Regions from separate parts of the Mus musculus genome. Here regions 2 and 3 are each linked to region 1. Evidence: chromatin loops called from intact Hi-C (ENCODE). Cell type or tissue: left cerebral cortex. All regions are shown on one strand.

Region 1 (8,000 bases):
CAGTTGGCAGTGCAGCCCTATACTTTTAAAGTTTTTCTTCAAGGAGATATTAACTTTCTAGCCTATGCCATGGCTTAGTTAGAAGGAATCTCAATCATCTCTTCCATAAAATATCACATTGATGTACTATATTGATGACAGTATACTGATTGGACCAAGTGAGCAGGAGGTAGCAACCACTTTTGACTCATTGGTAACACATATAAGCATCAGAGAATGGAAAATAAATCTAATCAAAATTCAAGGGCCTTCTGCCTCAGTGAAATTCTTAGGAGTACAGTTATTGCACCCGACCCCTTCCACTACCAAGGAAGAAAGACAATATTTAGTGGCGTATTTAGTTTAAAATATTTTTGCTACTTGTTCCTATGATATTAAGTTCTGCTGGCATAGAAGTTTTGGAACCATAGTGGGGAGTGCTCCTTCCAGGAGCCACAGCAAGCATTCCATTGAACTGGATGCTCAGACTTTCCCCTGCTCACTTTGGGTTTCTATTGCTCTTAGGCCAAAAGGCCATGGGAGAAATAACAGTGTTAGGGTGGGTGATTGATCTAGATCACCGTGGATAAATTGGATTGCTTCTATACAATGGAGGTAGGAAAATTATTTTGGAGTTCCCCAGATCCTTTCAGGCATCTCTTGGTTCTACCATATCCTGTGATTAAAGTTGGTGGGGAAACTACAACAGCCTAATCCAGGCAGGATGACAAAAGGCACAGACCTGTCATGAATGAAGGTATGGTCATTTGGTCATCTTTCAGGAAAAGAGCTTAGACATGCTAAAGTTCTTGCCAAGGATGGAGAACATACACAAAGGGTAGAAGAGGAAGGCAGTGTAAATATTAGCTAAGGCCACATGATAAGCTGTAGAAAAAAGCTCTATAATTGACATGAATGTTTCTTTCCTATTTTGTTAAGAATGCTTATAAAGATATTTGTGTCTTCTTTCTTCAATTTCTTTACCATGTGATATAATATCAATTAAGACAATATCAATAATATCATATTTAAGTTTGAGACACTAAAAATATATTCCCCAAAGGACAGTGTTGCCTAGTCTAAATTTATAATACATTTGTAGTTGTATGAGGGATAGTTATATCATGTTAGGTATAATTATGACCTTGTCAAATATATAATATATTTGTGATTGTATGTGATAGTAATAATATGTTTAGGTATTATTATGGTTTGTTTATTGTTTTCACTTGGAAATTAGTGATGATATAGGGATACATGATTGTGTGTCAAGTTGTAAGGGGTGGAATTGTGATGGCTATTCTTGGTTGTCAATGTGACTACAGTGGGGAGTAACTAAATCCACAAAATAGAGGGCACACCTGTGAGGGATTCCTGACTATTTTGAAGTGGGAAGATGTCTTAGTCAGGGTTTCTATTCCTGCACAAACATCCTGACCAAGAAGCAAATTGGGGAGGAAAGGGTTTATTCAGCTTACACTTCCATACTGCTGTTCATCACCAAAGGAAGTCAGGACTGGAACTCAAGCAGGTCAGGAAGCAGGAGCTGATGCAGAGGCCATGGAGGGATGTTCTTTACTGGCTTGCCTCCCCTGGCTTGCTCAGCCTGCTCTCTTACAGAACCCAAGACTACCAGCCCAGAGATGGCCCCACCCACAAGGGGCCTTTCCCCCTTGATCACTAATTGAGAAAATGCCTTACAGTTGGATCTCATGGAGGCATTTCCTCAACTGAAGCTCCTTTCTCTGTGATAACTCCAGCTGTGTCAAGTTGACCCAAAACCAGCCAGTACAGAAGATCTACTTCTAATCCAGATCTTTGAGATAGGAAGATATACTTTTAACCCAGATATTTAATCTATACCTAATCCAGCCCATGCCTTTTTCTGGAAGCCTGTATAAGAACATGGGAGAAGGAAGTTTTTGCTCTTTGTCTGCTTGCTCTGGTCTTTTGGTAAGCCCATTCCTTCACTGGCATTAGAGCCTACTTCTTCAGGATTGCAGTGTATACTGAAAACCAGCGGAGACATCCAGCCTTAAGGACTGAGCAACTACTGGATTCTTGGACTTTCAATTCATAGCCATCCAGCCATCCACTCTTGGATTAGTTGGACCACATCCTGTAAGTCATTTTCATAAATCACAAATCATATATGTGTATAATATACATACACACACATATACATACATATATATATATATATATATATATATATATATATATATATATCTTAAGTTTTGTCACTCTAGAGAAACAAGACAATACAGGTAGCCATAGATTAATATTTCAATTAGTTTCTATATCTACTTTATGATGTCCTTTCACTATCTTGTACTTTATTTTTATTTTAGATAGTTCAATTTCTCTTCCTTTCTTGGAATCAGATTACCTGCAACTCACTTCAGAATCAATATCTGTATTAGGGTGAGCTAATAAATGCCACCAGCAAAGATAATCTGTTAGCAAATGGTGAAAGTTTTTTTCTAGAACACTACTGCAGGAGCATAGTAAATTGGTGGGGGTCTGGACGCTGGATGAGGAGAGTGGGCTGAACTCCAGAAGCCCTCAGGGCTAAGGAGGAGAAGTCTTAGTTGACAGGGAAGCACAGAGGTGCTAGAATCCACTACATCCCATGATCTGAAAAAGATGCTCTGCTTTCAGAAATGATTGTTCTTAATATTTTCCTTCATTGATCATGGCAGACTTTTAAATACAATCACACTAATAAGTAAACGAACTTAAATGTATGTGTTTCTACATGGTGTCTGGACAGATTTATTAGAACTATTTCAATTATCTCTCAAAGCAGCTTTTATAACTTCTATTACATTTGTTTTTGAGCATTTCATACTATGTATAAAACATTCTGATTGCTTTCACTACCCAGTCTTTTCCTCCCACTCTTGTGAATCACCCTCGACAAATCCTGTCCCCACATCTGTGTCATTTGTTATGTTTTTTTTGATCCGTCAAGTTTAACCATGGCTATCTGAAACTGCTTCTTTCCTGCCGGCACATAAATTCCCCCGAAAAAGTGACTCTGAGATTTCTATATATGAATAAATTTTGAGGTCAATAGCTTTGGCTCTATTCTCCAACTAGCTCTTACCTTAATTACTCATTTATTTTATTCTATGTTCTGCCACCTGGCTGGTTACCTGGTCCTCAGTTTCTGTCTGGGGGGAATCTCCAGAGCCTGACTCTTTTCCTAGAATCACACACACACACACACACACACACACACACACACACACACACACACACAGTGTGTGTGTGTGTGTGATTAATCTGTGAAGACGCTGTTAAGTAATATTTATTTTGAATTTTGAATTCAAATTGTGAATCATTCATTAGGAACTTTGAATTCATAAGGAGACAGTTCTGTTATACTGGGTCTCAAGACTGAAAGACAGCAGGGTAGAGACACTGCTGAGTCATGGTCAAACTCAGCAGAAAACATATCAGTTTACCCGTTTTCTGTCCATATTTTTCTGTCTTCATACTTCACCTGCAGTGGTTGAGACTTTGAAAGTGTACAGTCTAGGTACTTGCTCTCATATATATTTGTTTTGTTTTAGGTGAGGTCTTGCTGAGTAACCCGGGATGCTGTCAGACTCACTACCTGAACGGCTCCAGCATGGATCCTTCCGCGTCAGCGTACTGAATGTTAGGACCATAGGCATGCGATATTTTTAAAGGGTATCTGACCTAACACCACTAATACGGTTTTATGTAGCTCCTTAGGTGGAGAAAGGGAAGCCACTTTCCTGAACTTGAAGATTCCATATCTACAGATTTGATCCCTCACAGATTTCTGAGGAGTGTATGTATGTACAGTCTTTCTTTGTTATTTCCAAAAATAATGCAGCATAACAACTATTTGTGTAGTGTTTCCCTTATATCCAGCATTAAAAGTAATCTAGGGATAATTTAAAGAATGCAGAAAATGTCTGTAGATTGTATTAAAATGTTGCACCATTTGACGTAACGATCCTCTGCCATCCCAGAACCCCTTTCTTCCAAATGGAAAATCTTTTTACTACGCAACCTATCTCTGAGCAATGGCTCCATTAGTACCTTAAAACTTCCTTCTTGTAACAGAACCCCGAATAACACCCTGCTCCGTCTCCCAACTTCTTGCTCTTTTTCCCATCGAGTCACGAAAAGTGTTTCTTGGAACCGGTCGCGCAAAAGGCTCAGTCCAGTGCGCAGAGGTTTTAACAGTGACTTCCCGGGCTGTGTGAGCGGCGCGTGCGCGGGTATCCTCAAGGGACCTGCGCAGAGTCTGGACATTACTCTCAGGCCAACGAGGTGGGCAGGCCTGCTGCTAGGTGACCGAGTCCTCTTTGGCGGTTTTAATTTCCCCAGCAACTTGCTCGCCTTCTGCTGTAGCTGAATCTGGCGCGTAAGATTCCTGGCGGCCCAGGCCCACACCAAGGTTTGTGCCCGGCCCAGCCAGAGTGAAGTTTGAAACGGAGACCTCTGCCGGAAGGAGCGGGTCGTTGGCAGGACAGCGGTTTGGCCTCCTTCCCCTCCGCCCTTGCACAGCCTGGGGCGGTGAGGAGGTAGGGGAGTGGACCTGTGCGATCTGACCTCTGGGGCACTTGAACTCAGCTACGTACATCCTACCCCTGGTATTTCTTTTCAGCGCTGGTGGCGATCAGAGCAATTAGCATGCGAGCCCTCGGGCTGTTCCTCCAGCTTCTGCCAGGATTGGAGGTAGATAAGTTGGGTTTATAGTGAGGTTTCAGGTTAACCTTGGTGAATATGAAGCATGCGCGGGAGCTGCAGTGGGAAAGATTTTTGTTTATCGTATGCACTAGAAAAAAAAAAAAATCTGTCATGGACTAGAATGCCAGAACACTTAAAACAGCATTCACTGCAAGTAGTATTCCCCAACCTGTTTTGTTTTGTTTTGTTTTTAAACTATGCCCCCTAGCGGTATAAATAGGAATAACCTTTTAAAACAGTATGGTTACCCTTCTCACAATTCCAAGAAATTGTGAACTCATTAATTTCATCTACTTGACAAATTTTTAAGGAACCTCACTAAATTTAAGGCATTCTGCTTCCGTGTGTGTATTCTGTAATAGAGGCCTGATTTTCACAGATTGGCTCCCTTCCACAAACCTACTTCCTTTTCCACAGCAAGCTTTTAGACCAGCTAATGTGGAAGGAGCTAATAGAACGATAGTGCCCAGCACATTATAAGTGTTAAGTAAATATTAGTCGTTATCATAATCACTGCGAACTATGTTTACAGTTTACCTCCTACACGTTTGTTTTTAGATTTTTTTTAACCCTTTCATATTCGAATCTTTGAGTCTGGGGTCGTGTAGCCCAAGCTGGTTTTATACTCTCACCTGTGTATAAAGGATGGCCTTGAGTTCCTGATGCTTATCCGCAACCCTAAGGATGCTGGAGCTGCAGATGTGTCCTGCCGCCGCGCCCATTTGATGTGGTGCTGAGGGTGGAACCCAGGGCTAGGCGGGCACTATACCAGCTGAGTTCCACCACCAGTCCTTTACTAATTTAATTCTCCAATGGAAACAGTTTTATACATGATCATTTCTAAGGTTGGAGGAAGCCATGTAGTAATCTGTACTGGGGAGTAAGAAGTCAGAGGGAGCTAACTGAGAGCTTGCCTCAGAAAACTAAAAGGGAGGAAGGAAGGAAGGAAGGAAGGAAGGAAGGAAGGGAGGGAGGGAGGGAGGGAGGGAGGGAAGTAAGGAGGGAGGGAGGGAGAGATGGGGGAGGGGAGGCAGGCTGAAGTCCTATTCCGTGCTTTTAATTCTTGTTTTGGAGAGGTAGAGATAGGTGGATCCCTTGAGTGCACTGGTCAGTTAACCTAACTTACTTCGCAAGTTCCAGGCCAGTGACACCATCTCAGAGAGAGAGAGAGAGAGAGAGAGAGAGAGAGAGAATGAAAACAAGTGTATAATATTCTCTGGCAGTCAATCACACTTGCAATTCCCTACCCATCTCAATGTCTCAATGTAAAAGGAAAGATGAGGCTTGGGCTACTTTCTTTCCTGTACCACATCTGTTTTGTTAACATCATGTTCTGTCCAACGTCCTTGGCCGCTTTAGGTTTACCCATCTCTCAGGCTCATCCTTGTTCTCCAGGCTTGTGAGGTGTTTTTATTTGTTTTGGTTTTGCATACGGTATTTTGCATGCCAGACATGAACGTTAGGGCTGAGCTATCTTCCAGCCCCCATTTTATTACTATTACTATTATTATTATTAAGTGTTTCTTTGTTTGTTTAGATAAGACCTGGAATTCACACTCTTACTGAGTTAGCTTCCTGAGTGCTGAAATTTCAAGCATGCTCTGTTACATTGAGGGTTTTTTTTTTTAAACTTTGTTTGTTTGGTTTTTGAAGATTGATCTAAGTAGCCAAACTTTTATTTACTTATTATAATATATGGCTTCATCAGTGCCTGACAAATACAGAAGTGGATGCTCACAGCCATCCATTGGACTGAGCATAGGGTCCCAATGAAGGAGCCAGAAAAAGGACCCAAGGAGCTGAGGGGTCTGCAGATCCCTAGGAGGAACAACAATATGAAACAAACAGTACCCCCAGAGCTCCCAGGGACTAAACCACCAACCAAAGAGTACATGCTCCAGCTGCATATGTAGCAGAGGATGGCCTAGTCGGGCATCAGTGGGAGGAGAGGCCCTTGGTCCTGGGAAGGCTCGATGCCCCAGTGTGGGGGAATGCCTGGGCCAGGAAGTGGGAGTGGGTGGGTTGATGAGCAGGAGGGGGAGTAGGAAATAGGGGGAGGGTGTTTTTCAGAGGGGAAACCAGGAACAGGGATAACTTTTAAAATATAAATAAAGAAAATATCCAATTAAAAAGGAAAAAAGACATTACATGTCATCATAGCTAGTTTTTTTTTTAACTTCTCATTGATTCTTTATGAATTTCACATCATGCACTCCAATCCCACTCATCTCCCATCCTTCTATATCTTCCCTCTGCCCTTGCAAACTTCCTCCCCAAAGAAAACAAACAAACAAAAAATATCTCTGTAGAAGCTGTGGTGTGTCACATAGTATACCCTTTTGCCTAATCAATTTTTCTTCCAAATGTCATTGATTTGGTTGGAGGTTTCTGGCTTTTTCTACAGTATCAATACTGGATCGTCACCAGGGCTCATCATGCATATCCTGTTGTTGCCCTGTGTCTGCAGCCTTGGATCTGCAGGACCCACCCCTCCATGTGCTCAAGCAGTTCATAGATGGGGCAGATATTGGGGCGGGCCCATTAAAAGCCCTGGATCTGGACCTGAATGGTAGCTGAATTGTTCATCCAGCCAGCAGCTCTCCTGCTTTGCCTAGGTGAGGGGGTGGCACCACTTCTCCTGCCTGAGGCAGCTGGAAAGCGCACTCGTTCCCTGGGGCCAGCTCTCCCACACTGTGCAAGTGCTGAGGGGCAGGGCACATTAAGAGTTTTAGCGTGGAGTATTTCTGCTTCTTGTACAGGTTCTTTTCCTTTGATGAGCAGTTAGCTGTTTGGGAGAAGAAATTGGCTTTTTTTTTAATAATCTATTAATATTTAATGATTAATTGATGGTTAAAAAAACTTTTTCCAGAAGAAATAAATATATTTTTAAAATGATGCTCAAGTGAGATTATGTAGACTAAAAGTTTTGGAGAATAGGTGAAGCCCGCCTCCTAAGCTTAAAGCTCATAGCTCCACCCACTTTGAAAAGAAAATTGATTTCTGCAACTACAAACTACAGAAATGCCCTAAGTCACCTTCCTCCCCATCTCATTTGAATTCTGATGTAGAAGGGGAGGTAAGGACAGAGAGGGTTAGGGCCCTGGGTGATAGGGAGTGTACTTGTGAATAATAGGCACTTTCAATTTTGAGCTCACCATCTTCTCTCATGACATTATGGGTAAAATAATTTATCTACATTATAGACAAAGAGATACTGCTTCTGGAGTTTATAAGAATACCAGCTATATGCCTATGGTTGCATTGTAGATACGTGTAGTGTAAGTGCATTG
Region 2 (8,000 bases), 77 kb before region 1:
CACACACACACACGGGAAGGGGCACAGAGTGAGACAGGAAGAGGCCAATAAATAAGTCTAATGCATTTAAAAAGTTAACGAGTAAACAACAGAATAGACTCAGATGACAACATGACTGAATCAGACAAAGAGTAAGTCATTTTTAGTGGCTCCGTGGCAAGCATCAATATGTAAAGGTGCTTCTTTGACTAAAACAGCAAAAGCAGGTGGATTTCTGCAAATAGTGATCAGGGGAAAGCCTGGAGGATACACCCTGCAGCTTTAGGATCTTAACCTTTACTGTTGGCAGTAAAACCACACTTGGGCTGTTTGTGGATTCAGACACAGTGCTGTGGCGATCCACTTCCCTTTACCCAGTACATAAACAGCCTATAATCTATGATCTCACCAAACCAGGACGATGCAGCTTTCTGAGGTCATGGAGCACTGCAGTTTGGGATGTCTTGAAGAATGTGTCAGGATAGCAATTGGGGAGCAAGGTATATGGTAGAGACCCAATCTGTGAGAGAAGAGCTAAAGGCAAGCTGGGTGGAGAGAGACCCGGACTGCTGTGCGGGTCTGACCCAGTCTTAGTTAGTCACCTGGTGTAAGCTCAGGAACCAGGGGCCCTTTGCGGATGTGCTGCACTGGCAAAGTAGTTATGCATTCTTTAACACTTTAAATTTCATTTACTAACTGTGTGTTTGTACATGTGAAGTATGTGAGTGCAGGTGTGTGTCTGTCATGACCTGTGTGTGGAGGTTGGAGGACAATGTTCAGGAATTGGCTCCTCATCACCTTAGGTTTCTGGGATCTTACACAGGTCAGTAAGTCTCTGCAGCAAGGTTTTTTTTTTCCTACTAAGCCATCTTGCTGACCAGCTGTACCTTTTTTATTTATCAAGATCTCAAGTTGCCACATGCAGTCCTCTTCCAGAAGGCACCTTGGGAACGTAATTCCTTACAGCAGAAGGACATCTCCCAAAGAGCCAGCACCCGTACTTTCCTAGTCAAAGAAGATGCACAGGGTGAGAAGACGAGTAGTCCAGATGCCAAGGTTGACTGTGGAGCCTCAGGAACAAAGCCTGCAATTAGCTCAGGAGTCCAGAGCTAAACTACTTATCTATGGTCACTTGATTTGTCAAAGCAAAACAGCTTTGTAGTGCACAGCATGGATGAATGACTGTTTAGTAAATGGTTCCTTGTCATTGAAGGATAGCGAATCAGTCAAGGTCCAGCGAGAAAACAGTATCACTGTTTTAAGAGACAATTGAGTATAGGGAGTGTCCCAAACAAGTGTTTGTGAACCTCGGTGCTAAAAGTGTCACAGGTAGATAAGGGAATTGGTAAGTCAAAAGTGGGTGCCATTGTTAGGATGTAAATGGTCCAATGGAAAAGTCTGGAATGGCAATCATCCCTTGATGTCCATGGGGGAGGGAGGGGAGTGGAAGTTTGCAAGACCCCTGTGGACACTAGCATCTATGGCTGTTCACATTGCTCTACAAAATGACAGTGTTTGTAAACCCCCTGTGCTTATCCTTCCCCAATGCTTTAAATCATCTCAATTATAATAGCTAGTATATGTGTTATAAATAGTGTTTATTCCATATGGCAAGGAAAATGGGTGTACATGTTCAGTATAGATGTGGGTTTAAAAATAAAAGTCAGGGGAGCAAACCTGAGACAACCACCTCTCTGACTGCCTCGTGGTCTGGGTGGGGAACAAGCCTGGGAAGACCGCTCTGCTTAGTGCCACATGGCATGGGCAGACATAGTACTCCTGAGATAGTTCCAGGCACCCACAGGCCCCAGGTACCACTATGATGAACAAGTAAGTGGTGGAGTGATGGAAGGGAAAGAGAAGCAGAAGGATGTGTGCACAATGAAGGGAGGTAGAACTCAAGGCTTGAGGGTAGTGAGGAACAGTCTGATGTGAGTAGCCAGAGATGCCATCCAAGGCCATGGTGAGATCCTGGCCTGTGCTGCCACAAGAGTCTTGCTCATGACTCTGCAGGAGTTGGTGTCTGCTACCTAGTTTGGTCAGCTGCCTGGGGCCATGATGATGTCATTGTGCAGAGCTGGCTCCACCCCTCTCCTGAGCATTGTGGGAGAGGAGCTATCTCCAAAGACATGAGAGTAGGAGAGCTGTTCCTGCTCCTTACCAGCTGCAGTGCTCAGGAAATTGAGCCCCATACCTTACCTAGGAAGCACAGCGGAGCTGACCCTGGTTGTAGGAATTGCAGGTGATTAGGCCCCAAGGGCACGAGTATAAGAGAGGAGGTCCCACCACTCATCTGCCATGACAAGGTAGCATGGACAAGGGAGAGATGCCTTCCTAACCCCCTAACCCGTCACCACCTGCAGCAAGGCAGGAGAGCTGGCCCCAGGGTCAGGAAAGCTGGCCCTGGCCCTCACCAGCTGCTGCACTCAGGAGAGCAGGCCCTTCCATACCTGTGGCAGGCAGAAGACCTGCTCTGGGGTCAAGAGATCTGGAAAGCAGGCCCTGCCCCTCACCTGGGCAGCACAGTAGAGCCGGTCCTGGTAACAGGGGAGCAGGGGAGCCAGCCCTTGAGGCATGAGAGCAGGAGAGCTGCCTCTGCCTCTTACTGGCTAAGACATTGGATGAACCAGCCAGGGCAGTGCTGATGAGCTCTTCCTGGTGGTGTGGGTATGGAGAGCTGGTGGGATGACCAGCTCAGCTTCCACCTAGGCTTTGAGTTGGACCACCCCAACATCTACTGTATCAATGAACTGCTGGAGCATGTGAAAGGTCTGGTTGTACAGATCCAAAGTTTCAGGAACTCGATGACATAAGGCAGCAACTCTGAGAGGAGTCCCAGTGAGGATTCAGTATTGATAGTGTAGCAGCAGCCAGAGGCCTCAATCCAGACCCAGAACTCATGGCTATGGACATTTACAAGCAAAGAAGTGTGGACAAAGGGTATACCATGGAATACACTGACACACTACAGATTCCACAACACATTTTTTTTTCCTTTTGTGGGACAGGTTGCAAGGGCAGAGGGCAGACATAGAGGGATGGGGAGATGAGTGGGATTGGAGTGCATGATGGGAAATTCACAAAGAAGCAGTAAGAAGTTACACAAAGTAAACCAAACAAACAAACAAACAAACAAAAACCATGTTCTCATCTGTGGTTGTTTGAATCTCTGGCTGTAGAACTTGTAGGAATGATGGTCGGCTGCATTAGAACCACAAATTTGGAGGAAAGGTCCATCAGAGTGCCGGGCCCAGACAGGAGGTGGAGAGGCCGCAGCTAGCCCGTGCTGGTTTCTCTGGAGGGAACCATGAGGCTGGCCCTGGGAGTGTGGGAGTTGTGGTGGGGCTGTAAATAGCAGCAAATGCTACAGAAAGAAGGGCCATTTTGAGAGCTGTTGGTGGAATGTTATCAATGGATCCAGATGACAGAGCAGGCCCACAGTCATGTGCAGACCCCGGCCTCCTTTCTGCTTTACATTGGGAACACAATTGGGAATGCTTGGCAAAGGGAACATGGCATGTATTTTTTTCCTAACTCAATGTCACAAAGCAGAATGTGAAAACATGGATTTCTAACCTTGATCTTTATTCTAAAATCACTTAATCCCTTAGTATTTTATACATAACAGCGAGAGAGAGAGAGAGAGAGAGAGAGAGAGAGAGAGAGAGAGAGAGAGAGAGAGAGAGAGAGAGAGAAAGAGAAACACACACATATACACACATGCACACAGGCACACAACATTGGTGCTTGTTCAGGTGTGTGCAACTGTATGTGTGGGTGTGTATACCTCTGTGTACATGCATGTGGAGGCCCAAGAACAACCTCAGGTGTCACTCCTCTTGCCGTCTTGACTTTTGAAACAGTCTCTAACTACCCAGGAGCTTACCATGCAGTCTTGTCTGGCCCCTGGGTTCTGCTTGTCTCTGGCCCTACCAGCACTCCTAGGGTAAGCACACACCACCATACCTGGCCCCTTAACCTGGGCTCTGGGGATTTAACTCGGGTCCCTGTACCTGTGTTGCAAGCAGTTTGTTGACTGAACATCTCTCCAGCCTGTAATCAGATTTCTTGAGGGAGGAAAGTACATCTGATTTAAAGAATGCATTTTCTCCTCTACATATGTTTCTCTTTACACTTTCTATCAATAATTAAAGTTATCCTTTTTCCTTCTCTTTTTCCCTGTCTTTTATTTCCTCCAAAGCTTCCTTTAAATTATGTGGTTATAGGGACAGCCACCGTTCACTGTATGAGGTCATTACTTTTTCAGTGGGATTTCTCCAGTGAAATTTGGCACTGTTGACCTAGGACAGGGTTTGCTGGTGCAGAGCTCTGAGGATGTATGCTGTGAGGAGTGGGCAGTGTGTCTCCTGTCATGTGATCAAGTCCACCTTCAGCTGCTGGGACACAGAGAAACACAAATAGGAGGTAGTGACTCCCAGGAAGATTAGGAACTGATGCAGCCCCCTTCTTCATTTAAACTACATGCTGGCTCTCTGCACTTCTAATTAAGAGTCTCAAATGATTCAGGAACAGGCATCATGTTTTTAAGGAAGAATTTGTTTAGGAGTATAATTATTTCTAACTCCTGAATTAAAGGAAAATGAAACAGTACTGTTTAAAATGGAAAGGACCGTGAATAGTTTAAACAACTATACGCAGGCTAAATGCGTGGCAACAGGTCTGAAAACCTGTTCTAAATCTGAAAATTCAACAAGAGCTATTCAAGAGGCAAAGAAATGTAAATTAGTCACTCCGATTTTAAAAGTAGGGTTTAATTTTACACAAAGTGTGGAGGCCTGCTATTCTTGCCTCAGTACTGAGTTCTATTTTTATAGTGTCAAAAATGATTCAGTCCCACATACTGGTCTTCTAAAATGTTCCTATTATGAAGATGGCTTAACGAACAGATGTAAGAAGACTTAAATTTGTAGTTCCTCAGCCTGAATTAGCTTAGCCAGCCATGTGTTAATACTATGTGAAAAATTTAAAAGCAAGCAAACAAACAAACAAACAAACAACTGGAGCTCAATTTTGAGGTATTTATATACATATATGTTTATATAATTTTCTTACAGGTGTGTGTTATATGTTGAGTGTACCCACTCTGCCCCATTCCCCTCCTTCCCCCACCTCTCTCCTCCTACTTTCCATTAGCTCTGCTTTCTTCTAGACACTTCAACTTTCCTTTTCATTCAGTGTGTTCAGACATGTTTTAATGCAACTATATAAAATTTATTGACAACCACAAACAGAAGTAGATAACCACAAACAGAAGTAGATAACCACAAATGAGGGCAGACGTATATTCATCTTTCTGGGACTGACTTGATTTACTTCATGTGATTTTTGCCTCAGTTTCATCCACCTTATAAATGACACAACTACATTCTTTATGGCTCAACAATATTTCCTTGCGTATGTAAACCATGTCTTCTCTGTCCTCCAGCTGTGGGACACATGTGTTGGTTACATTACTTGACTACTGTGAATGGTGGATTCCCAGAAATATGCCCTGGAGCAGTGTAGCTGATTGATGTAGGAAGCTCCGTAGTGTTTTCCATAGAGGCTGGGTCAGTTTCTAGTCCCAGCAGAAGCAGTGCATGAATCCTCCCTTACTGTTTCCCCCTGGGCAGCGTGTGTTGTTATCAGTTTCTTAATGAATGACATTCCTGCTGGGTTAAGTGTGAATCTCCATGGAGTTTTCACTTCTCCCACGATTAGTGAAGTTGAACAATTTTAGGTATGCTTGTGTATTTCGTGTGTGTGTGTGTGTGTGTGTGTGTGTGTGTGTGTATTAGTCAGTTTTTTATTTGGGTTGTCTTTTTGTTTAGTTTTTTTTGTGTGTGTGTGTATTCTAGGTATTAGTCTTCAGTTAGACACAAAACTAGCAAAGATTTTCTTTTTTTCACTGTTTGTCTCTTCACTGTGTCCTTTACTGCACAAGAGATATTTAATTTTTCAATATCCAGTTTGTTGATTATTAGCCTCATTTCCTGAGTAACTGAGATTCTATTCAGAAAGTCCTAGCTTGTGTTTCTATCTTGAAGTGCCTCCCCTTTCTTCTTGAAGCTTTAGAGTTACAAGACATATTAAAGCCTTTGATACATTGGGAATGATTTTTAATGTAGAGTTAAAGATAAGGATTTACTTTATTTTATATGTGCTAGTTTTTTCAACACCATTTGCTAAAGAGGCTGTCTTTTTCTGATGTGTATTCTTGTCATCTTTATATGAAAAATAAATCAGGCAGCTGTAGCTGTTTGAGTTTATATCTGGATCTTTTATTCTATTCCAAGCATCCAGTGTCTAGTTTTGTACCACTATTTTGTGTTTGTGAAATTTACTACTTTTCCCATAGAGCCATAGAGATCTACTTTTCTCTGCCTATCCAGAGCTGTGGTCACAGGTACACATGCAGTCATATTTGGCTTTTTATATGGGTGCTAGGACTCTTTAAGTATTATTACCCACCAAATCATCTTCCCAGCTTTAAGTATGTTTCTTTTCCAGATTTTTTTTTCTAAAAAAGGAGAGTACAAATGTATGCTATCCCCAGCTACCACAATTTATGCAGACAAGTTTCCCACTTTGGGGAAATCACAGAGGTAGAATATTCAGTGTGCAATAGGTAAGCATTTTCCTAGAAAAACTACCTTGTGATCATGGTGTCTTCCCTGCTAGGTATTTCTTTTCCAACTTTCTTCTAAGCTTTTATATGATGTTAGATTCTGTCAAAATCCTTTTCTGCATCTATTGAGGTGATTGTACGATTTCTCTGGGATATTTGTTTTATAGATGATTATTGGAAAGATAAATATCAGATTCTGAAACAGGTGGCAACTGCTGTGGCTTTGAAAAAAAATTTTTAAAGTAATTTGTTTATTTTTTCCTCTTCTGTTCTCACCTTCTTTGTTTACATCCGAATTTGTATTTTCCTTGACAATCAGTAATAGAGTGTTCAATCATTGTAAAAGCATCTTTCAACATTTCATTTCTCAAATACTTCCAGTTTTTCCCCTGAACACTGACTTCTGAAACATAGCTTGACCATCTTCTGTTACACTGAATTTATTATTCTCTCTCTCTCTTTCTCTCTCTCTCTCTCTCTCTCTCTCTCTCTCTCTCTCTCTCTCTCTCTGTGTGTGTGTGTGTATACATATCCAACAGCAAGTCTTTCAAAATCTTGCAGAGTTCTATATCTTTCTGTGAAATAATACTAGAAAGAGCTGTTGCAATTGCACTTCATGGGTGCAAGGCCTGTAATCTTAGTTTGGTGTCTTGAGTGGGAAGTTCACCTATTTAATAACTGTGGAAGCTACAGCGTGAGCTCAAGAGCAGCTTAGGCAACTAATGAGACCTTGTTTCTTAATGAAAAGCAAAGAGAGGGCTGGGAATGTGTCTTAGTGGTAGAGTGCTTTCTCATTATGTATGAAGCCCTACCTTCAGTCCTTAAAACATTTTGTGATAGTTTGAGTGAGAACAGCCCCAATAGGCTCATATATCTGAATGTGTTTTTACACAGTTAGTGGAAATGTTTGGGAAGGATTAGAAGGTATGTCCTATTGAAGAATGGGTGTTGCTAGGCCAACCCCAGACCTTGTGTGTGTGTGTGTGTGTGTGTGTGTGTCTGCCTGCTGCCTTCAGATCAGTATATAAAAATCTCAGCTACTTTTCCAGCATTATGCCTGTTTGCTTACCACCATGGTATCATGGACTGACCCTCTAAAAATATAAGCAAGTTCCCAATTAAATGTTTTTTTTTATAAGAGGTATCTTGGTTATGGTATCGCTTCACAGCAATAGTACAGTAACTAAGATAGCAGATTGTACCAGGAGTGGGGTACTCATGTGATAGGTCTGACCATAGTTTTGTTTGGAGGAATGTGGAAGACTTAGGAAATATGGCTAGAAAGGTGGTTGAAAGCTATAAGAAGGGATTAATGGGTCATCTTAGTAGATCATGGAAGACAGTAGGATTGAAGGCCTTTGGACTATGGAGGCCTAGATAAAAGGGTTTCAGA
Region 3 (8,000 bases), 64 kb before region 1:
TGTGTGTGTGTGTGTGTAAATTTCCAAAGTAGTCTCGAGTGACATTCTGCATATCATTGGATTTATAAAAGGCATATAAGGCCAAAAATGTCCTGACACAATAATAATGAAGGATTACTGTATTCCACTCTCATTGTTAAATATGCCTTTCAAACTAAAATGAGCAAAGAAACATAAGAGCTAAAATACACTGTGGATCACTGGAGCTAACAAATATGGACTAAACAGATAATAGGGATAACAGATAATAATAACTATAGATAGGGAGTACACATTTTCTCCCAGTGGTAAATGGAAACTTGTTCAAAACTGATTGTAACACAGAACACAAATCAAGAATCAACAAATATCAAATACTGAAATAATAGCTTATGTCCTGTCTGATCACAATGAAATTAAAGTAGAGAACAACAAGAGAGTCTAAGGGAACTCTAAACATAACTGGAAATGAATCAGTAAACTTATGAATGTACAACTGGCAATTCAAGAAATCAGAGAGAAATTTTAAAAATTTCTAGAGAAAAATGAAAATGAGAATCTGTTCCTACCAGAACCTTTGGGACACAGCCAGGGCATTCCTAAGAGGAAAGAATATAGCATTAATTTTTCTCAGTTTTAAAAAGTATGAGAGATTTAAAATAAACAATCTGATGAATGCATACATCAAGGTTCTCCTAAAAAAAGAAGCAGCCAATTCCAAACCTACTAAAGAATAAGAAAAATTAGTGAAGAAATTGATGAAATAGAGACTAAGAAAACAATACACAAAATCAACTAAACAGAGTTTATAAAATTGATAAACCTTCAACCAAGCTTCCAAAAAGAAAGAAGGAGAAGTCAGAAATAAGCAAAATTAGAGATTAAAAGGGTTTCTGTACACCAGACCAGCTCTCATCACTCTTCTAGTAAGAATGAACAACCGGCTATTAGAAACTTTCAGACAATATGCTTATCTTCTTGATGCAAAAACATCAACTATATTTAATCTTATTCTGAATGTACTATTAAGTTTGAATGATAGACACAATATTGAGTTTAATACCAATGATATGATTTATAAGGTTGATTTATATTTTAAAACTTTAATTTCCTTAGTGTGGTGGTTTGAATAAGAAGTACATCTGTGAGCTTATATGTTTGAAAATTGGTGTGCAGCTTGTGGAACAGTTTGGGAAGGATTAGGAGGTGTGGCCTTGTTGGAGGAGGTATGGTCACCTGGGGTGGGATTTTGAGGTTTCACCCACACACACACACACACATACACCCTTAGTGCTACCTCCCAACGCCTCACACTTATGCTCACAATGTAGGGTCTTAGTTATTGTTTAGCATCAAGCCTGACTACCTGCTGCTATGACTCCCACCATTATGATTCCTCTGAAACTATGAGACACAAACCAAATGCTTTCTCTTATAAGTTTCCTTGGTCATGAAATTTTTTTCATTGCAATAAAAAGGTAAAGAAGACACTTAGCATGAATTATAAAAATACCAACAATAAGAGGTAGGTGCCATGATGAACATCTGTAATCAAATACTCAACAGGTGAAGCTAGAAGATTGCTAAGAGTTCAAGGGCATCTTGAACTCAGAGCAAATCAGAAACAACCCTGGATACCCTTGCAAGACTTTGTCTCAAAAAAACAGACAAACAAACAAACAATAATAACAAAGCAAACAAAATACATACACATACCAAAATCACATATCCCAAGTAAAACAAACAAACAAACAAACAAACAAACATCATTTGTATGAGATTTCCAAAGACCACTCTAAAGTACTCAGAGGAAAGTGGGGTTTCAAGTCCACTTTTGGCTCCAATACAATTTTTTAAAGCTCATGTGAGTTTTGGGAGTTCGGCGGGGCTTTCCTGGATCCTGGTATCCCTAACTTGGAGTACTAGAGGTCTGAACAGTTAATTGCCACTACCCAAGCCAGTAGCATCTGATTTCTTTGTTTCACCCCAAGGATAATAGTGGAATGTGAGCCAGGAGGGAGCAGCTATGAAAATTGAATTATTAGGGAAAGGAAGAAACCCCAAGTATGGGAGAGGCCGCAAGGGAAGAATACTGCCAGGCTGATCAGCCCATTTACATCTTGTAGACCTTATGGTGGGAATTGAGTAGACATTCAGGTCATCTTTATTGAAATTGGTCATCTTTTAGTGTTTTCATGCCTGAGACAGTAAGGAGTCACACTTACTATGCAAACTCCTTCAGCCCAACCAGGTAGTTACTTCTCTGCTCTTCAGAGGGACTTATATGTGCAGCGACTAGCTCACATCCACTGCAGATTCCTCCAGTACTGCATAAGTGAAAATAGCTCCTGTCTCTCTACTTACAAGTGCTTCATGGGTAATACTCTTAATTTCTTCTTCATCACGTCAGTTCAGAAGCTACTTGTATTTCAGTAATTAGGTGACTTTTGAGAGCACAAAAATTGCCCCCACTAAAGTTAAGGGTCATCTTCAAGTAATGAGCATTCCTGAAATTATATGCTTGTGCACACAGATAGACCTTCTCTGGGTATCCTGCTTACCAGCCACTTCTTAGAGACAGACATCTCCCTCCCCTCCCCTCCCCTGTCTTACCCTTTCCTTCCTTCCTTTCCCTTTCTTCTCTTCTTCCCTCCCTTACTTTCTTTCCTTTCTTCCTTTCCTAATGTGATTTATACAGTGTTTTTAAGAGAACATTAAAGTTAACAATTTTTATTTCATCTTGGGGGGTGAAATAAAGAGGGGAGAAAGGGTAAACTGCGAGGGGGCAAATTTTTCCCCTTGGAGATTAAAAGGAATACTGGGAAGCAGGTCAGGGCACGGTTAGTACAGCCCTTGTCTGCACACATAATACAGAAGTTAGCGTTTGCCTGCCAGTTTGTATTGAGTGGCAGAGGGGAGATAAAGACTCTGTTGGTCTTTTCCTAGTCACACATGATCAAACAGATCACATAAAGAAGGCAAGCCAGAGCTACACATAACAGGAGAAAGTTTAGAACAAAACTCATTTTATTATCCACGTAGGCAATGAAGCAAAGATATGAAGGAAGTGTTGTTACTATCCGAAGTTCAAATATGTGTATTTGTTACAGGTGAAAGTTAAAATAATTTGTTGATGTTTCAAAAGGCCAGCTTGCTAGTGTGCATTTGAATTATCTCATTTAACATCCTCAAGAGCACACAGAAGTTACGTTGTTATCACCACGTTACAGAGGAGTCAAGTGACATTAAGAAATGTAAGTGCCCAATTTTACAGAGCAGAGAATGGCAGAAACGGATGCGGAACCAAGACTTATCATCACTCTGTGTTCCCTATAATGTCTGGGCTTCCTGTAATTAGAGACTGAGCTGCTGATACTGTTCCTTCTTCAAGTCTGAGAATGCCAGGTTCAGAAACAGTAGCATTTGCCTGCCTGCTGTGACTTCTTCTGCAAGTTACTTTAAATCCACAATTATGTTGTTCTCTTAGCAATGGAAGGGAGCTCAAAGGAAATAAGGAGATGTTTCAGTGGTACAAAAATAAGAATTTTGGAAGGTTGTTGGTGCAGGACAGACAATTCACAATCAAAAGCTCTGTAGGCTAAGTTCAGTTTACTTGACTCTGGCAGTGCAGATAGAAAAGTAGGAAGACGATAATGGATGTGAATGGACTTAAAACTCACTGAGAACATAAGAGAGATAATACTATTCGTGTAATGAGTAGCTATTCGTACAACTAAGAAAGCACAACTCCACATTGTGCTTAGAGGTGGGATGCGGATGCGTGAACAGGGAGGAGACCTCAGGGGCTTGCAGAAGCTTAAGTCCGTGTGGGTGGCGCGCTTCTGAGTGACAGCAGGCGTTTCACAAGCTAGAATCCTTGTAGCACAGGCAGGCTCTCCTGCTGCCCACCCAGAGCAGCAGCCGTGATAACTGCAGCATTGGTACCAATTGCTCCTGACTGCTCCTGGCTCCTGGCTTTATACCAAGACCGCTTCAGTGTGTTGACTCATTTCACATGGTCACAAGTGCCAGAAACAATGACCATTACTCTTATAGGAGTGGTTACTCTATTTCCGAGGGTACTAAGCATTTGGTGCTGTGGTCAAACATCACACAGAACAATTCAAAAGAAGAGGAGATTCATTTTTCGCTCACCTTTGTTGAGGGTTCACTCCGTGGTGGACTGACCTTGTGTGATTGGGTAGAAAATCATGATTGTGACATTGTGTGCCCCGGGCTCTCCTCTCCATCGTGCTAAACAGAAAGCAGAGAGAAGGGAGTATATGACACTAGGGCAGGTGCAGTCCCCGAATGACAGTTCCTAGAGGTATTTCCATCACTACAATGTATTTCCTCTGACTAGACCCACCAGCTACAATACCACCATGTTATCTATTCATTGAGGGAAGCAACTCCACCAATTAGGTCAGTTTTCTCAGGAGGCAGTCGTGTCCCAAAAGCCTTTTATCTAGCAATCAAGCTCACACTCTATGAACCTGTTGGGAGTATTTCATAGTCAAGCTATAACATAAAGCTTTGCAGCTGGTAGCACAGGTGTCCTTGTTTACAAGTCCAAAATTAGCCTCAGCTAGAATTTGCTTGTGCCACGCAGAAACTGGTACAGTGGACAGAATGTCATTATAAAATCTCTTAGTGTTGGTTCCTTCTTCTAATTAGATTCTATGAATATTCCCCATACCTTTGCTATCAGCAGATATTAGTTTCCTCAATCCATAGACGCCCCATAGTCATTACCTCACTGAGTCTCAATAAAACCATGTGTACATTACGTGTATGTCTTCTGACCTTTATAAATCATATCCAGGCTGCTTCATAAGCAGTGATCTCTCCTCTGGAAGGATATGCAAGAAACTACAGAGTCCCTCTGGGAATTTCTCACAACAGAGAATTCTCCTCCAGGCTCTGGTAGCATGAATTAACTCCCTGGCCTTACAGGTGGTACACGGACTAAAGTGGGCTGCTGCAGCTTCCAGGAAGACCGAAAGTGCTTCCGAGTTCTTGCAGAATGGTCTCCACAACACTGGCTGGGATCCAAGGCAACAGCACCAAAAGAGCTTGCTGGCGTCAGTCTGGTGTGCTTCTTGAAGCCGAGGCATGACGGGAATGGCAATGTAGTCTGTGTGGGAGCAGTTCAAGTACTAGTGTGGGACTGCAGGTGTCACACAGCCCCTCCTGGCTTTGCCTAGACGGCTCCTCCTGTCTTCCTCCTCCCTCGGATTCTACCTCCACCCGCTTTGTGCAGCCTGACTTCCGGCTCTGAAGTCTGGTGTCTAGGGGCTGATCAGCCTGGGGCTCAGCTCATCACTCAAAGTTTACCCACTCATCTCAAATAAGGCAGCAACATGTAGTATTTTCCTTGTCACCACATCTAACACCCTCAAGCGCATCTTGACCACATGGACTTAATGCAGCAGAGCTCAGACAAAATTTTCTGACCACAGGGGCTTTTCTTTTTTCCAGCAATAATTTTTACCAACTCTAAGAACTATTGAAATACACCTGTTATCTTGCTAGGGACAAGAGTCCTTGTGGTTACCCCTAGGAAACCATCAAGTCCTTTAAGATTGCCTACGAGCCTTCTTATCGCTCCGTTTGCCAGTGCAGTCCCCCATAGTCACCTGGACTTGTATGGTTTACCTGCACTTGGTCAAAATTATACTTCTCATTTCTCCCATCTTTTTGAAAGCTCCTCAAAAAGAACATTTCTTCTTCTTTATTTATTGTAATGGGGTGTGTGTGTGTGTGTGTGTGCTGCCATATACATCTCATGGTGTGCATGTAGAGGACAGAGGACAACCTTGCATAGTGGTCCTACTTCTCCACCCTAATGATAAGGAACTTTCCAATCTGTTTCTTCTTTGTCTTCTCAGCCTGAAGCCAACCCCTCTATATTTAACAGAACACACAGAACTTAGTAAGCATGATCAGGGATAATTATGGCCGTGCCTGTCCAAGTCTTTCTGCTGGCATCTGTTTGAAGTCTTCATGGCTCCTTACTGTGTATTTAAGTTTCTGCTTCAACGTGGTGCCTTATATTCAGAACAAACAGAACTGACTGGCTGCCATCCTTTTCCTGTTCATTTGATAGATGGGACAGGCTGGCAGGAAATCATCCTTCTCAGCAGAACATAGAGTTATACTGGCTGAAGGGTAGCTGAACGGCCTCCAGCTCTGAATCAGCTTCCTGAAGTTCTCCCAAGCACAAACTCCATGACCTATTTGGCTGTGTGACTCGAGACAAATAACTCAACAGTACCTTCATTTACTTGCTGCCATGGTGTAGTCATAAAACCTATTTTCTAGGGCCTAGTGATCTGCAAGAGTACAAAGCACACAGCTGTCCCAGCATGCTCTGTGCATCAGGCACTCTGACTGCTCAGCACTGCTTTCCTATCATAGGCAGCACAGCTGTCCCCAGCAGAATATGTGTGGTCTGTTTGGTGTCAGGAACTTTCATGGCACTTAGTGAAGAAGGCACCTACTCACTACTCTAGCTGACGGGCTTAGAGACTGCCTGGGAGGGGTGGTTTATCCCTATGTGAAATAATCTGAGGAGCATTTGCATTCGCTCTTCTTTGAAAGTCTGATAGAATTCTGCACTAAAACCATCTGGCCTTGGGCTTTGTTGTTGTTGAGAGACCTTTAATGTCTGCTTCTATTTTACAAGGGGTTATGAGTTTGTTTAAGTTACTTATCAAATCTTTATTTAAGAATTGAAGGAGCTGAAGGGGTTTGCAACCCCATAGGAAGAACAATAATATCAACCAACCAGACCCCCCAGAGCTGCCAGGACTAAACTACCAACCAAAGAGTACACATGGAGGGAACTATGGCTCTAGCTGCATATGTAGCAGAGGAAGGCCTTGCCTGGCATCAATGAGAGGGGAGGCCTTTGGTCCTGTGAAGGTTTGATACCCCAGCATAGGGGAATGCTAGGGCGGTGGGGTGAGAGTGGGTGGGTCAGCAGAGAGAACCCTAGTAGAGGCAGGGGGAGGAAGGGTGAGATGGGGGTTCTCAGAGAGGAAAACGGGAAAGTGGATAACATTTGAAATGTAAATAAATAAAATAAGCAATAATAATAATAATAATAGAATAGTCACAGACTGTCCAGGTTGTCCATAAGCAGGACATGACAAGTATAGGTCTTTTAAAGGTACCAACTGCCTACAATTAAAAGGTGAATTAATGGTGAATTGACAAACCTGTTAGATGTTAGCTTTTGAGTTTTCTTCTTAATAAAAAGAATATTTTGGGGTTAAAAAAAAAGGATAGTGGTACCTGTAAAGAAAACTATCCATTTCTTTTAGATTTTCCAAGTTGGTGGAGCATAGGTTTTTAAAGTATGTCCTTATGATTCTCCGGATTTCCTCAGAGTCTGCTGTTAGATCCCCCTTCTCATTTCTAATTTTATTTAATTTAGATACTCTCTCTTCATCTTTTAGCTAATTCGGATAAGGATTTGTCAATCTTATTAATTTTCTCAAAAGAGTCAACTCTTTGTTTCATTGATTCGTGTTTTGTTTGTTTGTTTCTACTTTATTTTATTCTTGGCTTTATTTCTTGTCTACTCCTTTGGGGTAGGATTTCTTCCTTCTATTCCTGAACTTTAAGGTGTTATTTTAAGTTACTAGTATAATATCTCTTCAATTTTTTATTAGGTATTTAGTGCTATGAACTTGCCTTTTAGAACCAACTTCTGCATGTTCCATAACCTTGGGTGTGGAGTGCATTCATTTTAATTCAATTCTGTGAGGAGCGGGTGTGGCAGCAGTCCCAAGTTGGCTCCCGGGACTGCAGCTAAGTCTTATGACTTGCACCTGACTTCCTCATACACCTGAAAATAGCCATGACCATCGTGAGAGCTGCACAGGTGCACCATGATGCTGGCGGTTTAAACAAGTCCATATTTGGTGGAGACATGCCCCTGCCGCCCTGATTGGCTGAAGCTGCGTGCCTGGTGAGGTGACGTGGCCTGCTGTGAGTGGATGAGGACTGAGAGT

Evidence for each region. Hi-C counts contacts between places; a loop is a spot of excess contacts. Peaks named below come from ENCODE experiments on the same cell type or tissue, not always from the same donor. Only the 100,000 strongest peaks of a DNase experiment are listed, where the experiment ranks them.
Region 2: it touches region 1 in a loop (2.4-fold over the local background); 2 of 42 quality-filtered maps call a loop at or near these places.
Region 3: a loop joins it to region 1, with 2.9 times the contacts of the local background. A loop is called at or near these places in 3 of 42 quality-filtered maps.

The regions. Positions count from the first base shown.
Region 1 is chr4:9,766,405-9,774,404 of GRCm38, forward strand. 4930412C18Rik (RIKEN cDNA 4930412C18 gene) reads left to right here and starts at 4,181. Exons shown (of 4, transcript NR_030693.1): 1 at 4,181-4,290. In left cerebral cortex, a CTCF peak has its summit at 4,916 (motif pointing left); DNase peaks (open chromatin) are centred at 2,927, 3,560, 4,262, 4,412 and 1 more place; H3K4me3 peaks cover 1,184 bases; H3K27ac peaks cover 498 bases.
Region 2 is chr4:9,689,140-9,697,139 of GRCm38, forward strand. Gm24152 (a small nuclear RNA gene) reads right to left here and starts at 6,668; the gene lies at 6,506-6,668. In left cerebral cortex, no CTCF peak of the experiment used is centred here; DNase peaks (open chromatin) are centred at 3,358, 4,406 and 4,756.
Region 3 is chr4:9,702,669-9,710,668 of GRCm38, forward strand. No RefSeq gene overlaps it. Among named protein-coding and RNA genes, the nearest start is that of Gm24152, 11 kb to the left of the region's middle. In left cerebral cortex, no CTCF peak of the experiment used is centred here; DNase peaks (open chromatin) are centred at 3,847, 5,038, 6,060, 6,088 and 1 more place.